Linked DNA regions of Homo sapiens: region 1 is linked to region 2. Evidence: chromatin loops called from intact Hi-C (ENCODE). Cell type or tissue: heart left ventricle. All regions are shown on one strand. Links, peaks and the distances in the headings refer to the core of each region. The heading gives the core; the rest is flanking DNA. Region 1 overlaps CRACR2A (calcium release activated channel regulator 2A). Region 2 overlaps CRACR2A (calcium release activated channel regulator 2A).

The links. A loop is a pair of places that touch in the nucleus more often than their neighbours do. Peaks named below come from ENCODE experiments on the same cell type or tissue, not always from the same donor. Only the 100,000 strongest peaks of a DNase experiment are listed, where the experiment ranks them.
Region 1: a loop joins it to region 2, with 2.7 times the contacts of the local background. A loop is called at or near these places in 11 of 110 quality-filtered maps.

The regions. Positions count from the first base shown.
Region 1 is chr12:3,741,110-3,743,849 of GRCh38, forward strand. The region is part of intron 1 of CRACR2A (calcium release activated channel regulator 2A); the gene reads right to left. Among named protein-coding and RNA genes, the nearest start is that of CRACR2A, 11 kb to the right of the region's middle. In heart left ventricle, for the core only: no CTCF peak of the experiment used is centred there; no DNase peak of the experiment used is centred there; H3K27ac peaks cover 307 bases.
Region 2 is chr12:3,683,565-3,686,594 of GRCh38, forward strand. All of the region lies in intron 4 of CRACR2A (calcium release activated channel regulator 2A), which reads right to left. Among named protein-coding and RNA genes, the nearest start is that of CRACR2A, 68 kb to the right of the region's middle. In heart left ventricle, for the core only: no CTCF peak of the experiment used is centred there; a DNase peak (open chromatin) is centred at 1,319; H3K27ac peaks cover 2,305 bases.

The DNA.
Region 1 (2,740 bases), core at 241-2,740, 57 kb after region 2:
AAAGTAACAAAGCCTCATTTTTCCATTTTCCACTTTCTGTAGGCTTTAGTTCCCACTCTATTTCAGGGGGGTCTCCATGCTATTTTGGTTGGAAACATAGCCCAGATTTCTGAGGGTCCCAGTCAGCCTGGACCCCTTCCTACTTCCTCCTGAGGGTCTTGATGTGACAGGCCGGAGAGCTCTGGGCTATGGGGCACCGGCTGAGCCTCAATCACCTAACTGAATTGTGCAGTTCACCTGTTTGATAAAAAACACTGATGACTGAGCCAAGGCTAAATGGATCTATTATAATGATATAAGAAGCAAAGGTTAATTTCAGCCAAACTGATGAATGAATGGAAAATACTTTGCTGCACAAAAATAAGCAACGCCCATTTAAAAGGCTTTCTGTTCATAAACGACTTTCATATTTTCACTGTTTAATTCCATCCTTATAAATTCCCTAAGGAACATGAAGGGCAGCTCTTTTATAGATGAGGCAACTGAGGCCCACAGAGAGCAAGTGGTGAAGCTGAACATAAAACACGCTCTTCCTCCCTCACACCCAATGCTGCTGCCTAGCATGGCTTCCCCACCTGAGCTTTCTGACTTTCCTGTCTGCCCGCTTCCAGCTTCTGTGGACCAGTTCCTAAAGGAACAGCATTAGGAGTCACATCACATCGGCATTTGCATTCAGAATGGGACAGGGCAGGAGGATAGGAGACATGGCTTACATCTTAGTCCACAAAAAGAAAACACATCCTCAAGAGCTCCAATTAGGCCCAATCAGCCTGGAGTTCACAGGCTAACTGCCTGCAGTAATGAAGTGGGCACATGTGTCCTCTCAGTGAGGGCAAGAGAGTCACCCATGACTGTCACTCTGCTAGTTAACATTTCTCTCCAAAGCACCTCTGAGACAGCCCAGCCATTTCACAGGTTGCAGACAGGCTGTGTGGCTGCTGGGGTTGAATGCACATCTGAGGTTAGGACAGGGAGGGCTGGACTAACCACCGTTACCCAGGCCTAGGACATGGGCAAATCATGAACAGCTGCCTTTGGCTCTATAACCAGGACTGAAAAGAAATCAGGCAGCAGGCATGAAAGAATTCAATAGTGGGCCTGTTGGTAAAAGACTTACCATCTGGGCATTGCTCATTCGGTTTTGGTTGGCTTTTCCTGGTGGATAACTGTATAAGGAGAGGGTGAGTCTCTGAGGGTGGTCCCATCTTCTTCCACTCTATAGCTCTCTGGCACCTTCTACAGGGTTCCGAATACCATCTCCATCCTAATGGGACATAGTCCACATCATACATGCCCAAATCTGTGGTGATTCTAGAGACCTTCCAGAGCACATGCAGAGGCGGGGCCAGCTGTGCTAGGTTCTATTTGACAACATCCCCGTCTAGACGAAGGAGGAAGGATCAAAAAGTCCAGAATTGAATCCTGGCTCCCTGCTGGGAGAAATCTCACTTCCTTCTAGATTATGAACTAGTCAGTGAAGGCCAGCAGGAGGAGAGTGTGACCCTTACAAATATTGGTAGGCACATTCTACAGCCTGGCCAGAACGTCACTGGTTTAATTTCCATAAGAATGACCCTCAGACACTGTCTATAAGATGGACAGAAGGACACTCATGGAACAGTCCTCCCAGGACCTCCTGTCACCACTTACCTGCTGAATTCTACCATCTTTGAAGACAAAGCTCAGTTCCCACCTACTTGGCTAAGCCCTCTCCAAGGCCCAGTTTCTTTCCAGAGCACATTCATTCTGTCCCATCTCCTTGGCAAAAGTTATACATGCTATCTGGGGAGGTCAGCTCTCTCTGCGCTTGTGTCTGGTCAAAAGAAATACTGTGTCCCTTTTTCTTTTTCCTAGTACAAAGCACTTCATACAGTAGGTGTTCAACAAGTACATATTAATCCATTTTGTTTTTTGTTTTATTGGCACTAAATCACTACAATGTAACCCCTAAAGTGTCAGAAAATTCAGATGTGGTGTGTGTTACAATCTAACTGCTATTGAGTACAAATTAGAACTTTTCATTCTATTTCAAACTTCTGTAAATAGGGCTTGTACATTTTTTAAAAATACGTTTAGTTTGCGATGTGTGACTACGTAATGGAAGCTGAGTAACTTTTCTTTTTTCATTGACACTCATTTTACCTGGCAGTTCCTTTTTGTGTCTCTGGTTCCACTTCAAGCTGCAGTTCAATGTACTAAAACTGCATTCCTTAAAACGAAGTACTATATCAGACTTTTAAACTGGCCTTTTCCATCCCTATATCTCTGGATGGCCTGTGCCTGGGGCAGCTCACCTGATACGGCGTCGGCGGCTTCTGCCTCCCATTTTACAGGCGTGTGGAGAGAGCTCTGTTATGAAGCAGACCCTGCAACCCAAGGGGTCGGCCCTTTGTAGGAAGCCAGTCAGGCACAGGGGGATCAACAGCCTGGGGGAGGTGTCCACGGTGCAGGTGTCTATACCGGGACTAGGTGTCTGGTGTGAACCCACACAAGTTGTTGAACCTGTCTGAGCCTCAGTTTCCTCAACTGTAAAAAGGACATGGTAAGACCTATATCAGAAAATGCCTGGCACATGGCAGGCATTTGACAAATTATCTTATTATGAAGCATGCAGCCCACCCAGAAGTTTGTTGAATGCTTTGCTGTTTCCCCAGCTGACTTCATTCCCAGAGTTAAGCCACATCAGAACCCTGTGCCCTAAAGAAAGTTCAACCCAAAAATCTGAGTTCTGAGACACACA
Region 2 (3,030 bases), core at 289-2,788:
AGGCCTTTGCACCTCCCCAGGTTAGGTCAGGTTATACAAGCTCCCCAAACTACCTTTCTCTCATTCATAAATCTTTCCCAATTAGCATTTTATATACTGATAGATGTGACTCATTGATGAACGTCTGCTCCCTCAGTGCTCTGAGAACAGGGACCTCATTCGTTAGGCACTGTTGTGTCCCCAGGATCTAGCCCAATGCTGACAAACATGGACTATTTAGATAAGTGTTGAAGGAAGGCATAGATAAGCGCTTGACTAAGAGCAATGGCAGGAGACCCTGAGCTCCTATGTACAGAGTGCTGGTCTAGACCTCACACACTCCAGAACCTGACCAGCCCAACTGCTAATTCTCAGCAAGACTCATAGTGACTGGCAACCTTCCAGAACCTAGAACATGAGGCATCTACAGCAGCAGTACTGAGAGTTCATGCCCCAGAGCCACGGGAAAGTGATGTCTTTTGTTGCACTCCAGCCAGGCTCCTTTACCTTCCTAGTCACCAGCCCAGTAACATACCCCATGTAGCTTAAAGTGTATGGTTGCACAGCTTCAAACATGCTTCCATGACATTTTTATTGAGGAAAAAATCAGAGGATATCCATTTTTTATGTCCAGAATTACACTGTCCCTCCTTTTGGGGCAATCACAGCATTCTTTTCAGACCCCCATTCCAGCACCAACCACCCTCTTCCCTGTGGTACAGTTCAGCTATACCAAATCTCTCTAGGACGAGAGTGGGAGGTGGGAGGGCAGGATCAACCTTTATCCTGCTTTGCACCTTGATGTGCTTGGCTTGGGCTGATTACGTGGTATAGGCCACAGTTTCTCAACCTTGGCACTACCGACATTTTGGAATGGACAATTTTTGGTTAAGGGGGTAGTGGAGGGGAAGGCAGGGGAGGGACCATCCTGTGTATTACAGGATATGTAGCAGCATCCCTAGCCTTTGCCTGCTAAACGCCAGCAGCACTTCCCTCACCAGTCGTTTCAATAAAAAATGCCTCCATACATTGTGTAAGGAATATGGCTGTGCTTTGGTCAAAGATAGACCGAGGTAGAATGTTTACATCCTGCGTGAGTCAGCAAGTTTAGAGTGCAGGCGTATAATTCCACTTGTTATCACAGCCATGTAGCCATAACATGAGAAGGCCATCACTTGGCTGTACACCACTATTGTCTGTAAAAGATATAATTGTCCTGTTGACACTGTGCAGGCATGCTTGCGCTTGTGCCCAGAGAAAGAGAGAGAGTCAGAGCTGCCTGTCATTGCAGACAGACTGCGGGGAGCCAGGACACATGCCCAAAGAAAGAATTAAGCTGCTGACCCTGAAGGCAAGGGAGAGCGGGCCACGCAGCTGTGTGTGGGAGCCGCCAGATTAAGTAGCCAAGACAGGGCGGACAGTGTGAGAAAGCTGTTGATGAAAGCTGCTGCTGAATAAAACCATATTCACCTGCCTACGGCCCCCTGAGTATTGTTTCTGCTCATCCACTCATTCCCTCCGGACCTCAGCATGGGCTGGAACCTATCCCCAAGCATGACAATTGGTGTAGTTGTGAACATGACACATTGCCATATGTCCTCCAGGAGGCAAAATTGCCGCCACTCATGTAGATTGGACACAAAGAATAACAGCAGCTGGATACGAGTGGAAGGTTCCCTTTTCAGCAGAAATGCCCGTTTCTTTTCTCTAAGACAGGACAGACAACTTGCACCTTAAAATTACAATGTGATGGTGCAGCTATTGTATAAAATGGTATGGTGTCTCCTCAAAAAATTTACAAAATAGAATTATCCTATAATCCAGCAATTCCACTTCTGGGTATACACACCAAAGAATAAAAAGCAAGGTCTTGAACAGATATTTGCCCATCCATGTCCATATCAGCATTATTCACATATAGCCAACAGGCGGAAGCTACCCAAGTATCTACTGACAAAGGAATGGAGAAACAAAATGTGGTATATACATACAATGGAATATTATTCAGCCTTTAAAAATATTCTGACACATGCTACGATACAGATGAACCTTGAGGACATTATACTAAGTGAAATAAGCCAGTCTCAAAAGGACAAATATTATATAAGTCCACCTATATACGATACCTTGAGTAGTCCAATTCAGAGAGACAGAAAATAGAATGCTGGTTGCCAGGGGCTGGGAGTGGGCGAAATGAGGACATTGTTTTACGGGTACAGAGTTTCTGTTTTGCATGATAAAAAGAGTTCTGGAGATAAATGATAATGGTGGTTGCAGAAGAAAGTGAATGTACTTAATGTCACTGAACTGCACACATAAAAAATGGTTACAATGGTAAATTGTGTGTTATCTGTATCTTACCACAATTAAACACAATCACAATGCAGAGGACATCAGGTACTGGGCTAAGATGTGGCACATACACAGTGCATTTCCAGGGATTTCCAGGTCCCAGTCTCAGGGCTGAGTGTGCTACATGCTTAAGCTCATTCAATTATCTTTTAATGCTGGGAGGTAGCTATAAATAATTCACAGCTGAGAAACTGTAGCCTAGAGGGGTTAAGAGACACAAATTCGTATTACTAGCAAGTTGCAGATTGAGGATTAAAACCCAAGTTAATTTACTATAAAAATCTTTTAAAGTTTTCTAGTTAACCTAAATCAGGAGATAGCTGGCTTTTTCTGAAAACAGCCAGGGAGTGCATATTCTAGGTTTTGTGGACCATTCGGTCTTTGTCACATCTACTTCCCTCTGCCACTGCAGTGTGAAAGTAGCCACGGAAAACACATAAAAGAATGAGCACATCTGTGTTCCAAGAAAACTTTACTTACAAAAACAGGTAGTGGCCCAGATTTGGTTAGTTTGCCAACTCCTAAATGAGTCTTAAGTTTGGCATAGCCAAGAATTCTGGGCAGTGTTGGGGAGGCAGGTGCTTGGTGTTGGTAGACAATCCTTTTACTCCTCCAAAAAATCAGGGAAACAGGGCTTTTGAGGCTCTAGGTTTTCTCAGAGAGATCTCCTGCCCATCCTCTCTCCCTCTCCCTCTCCCA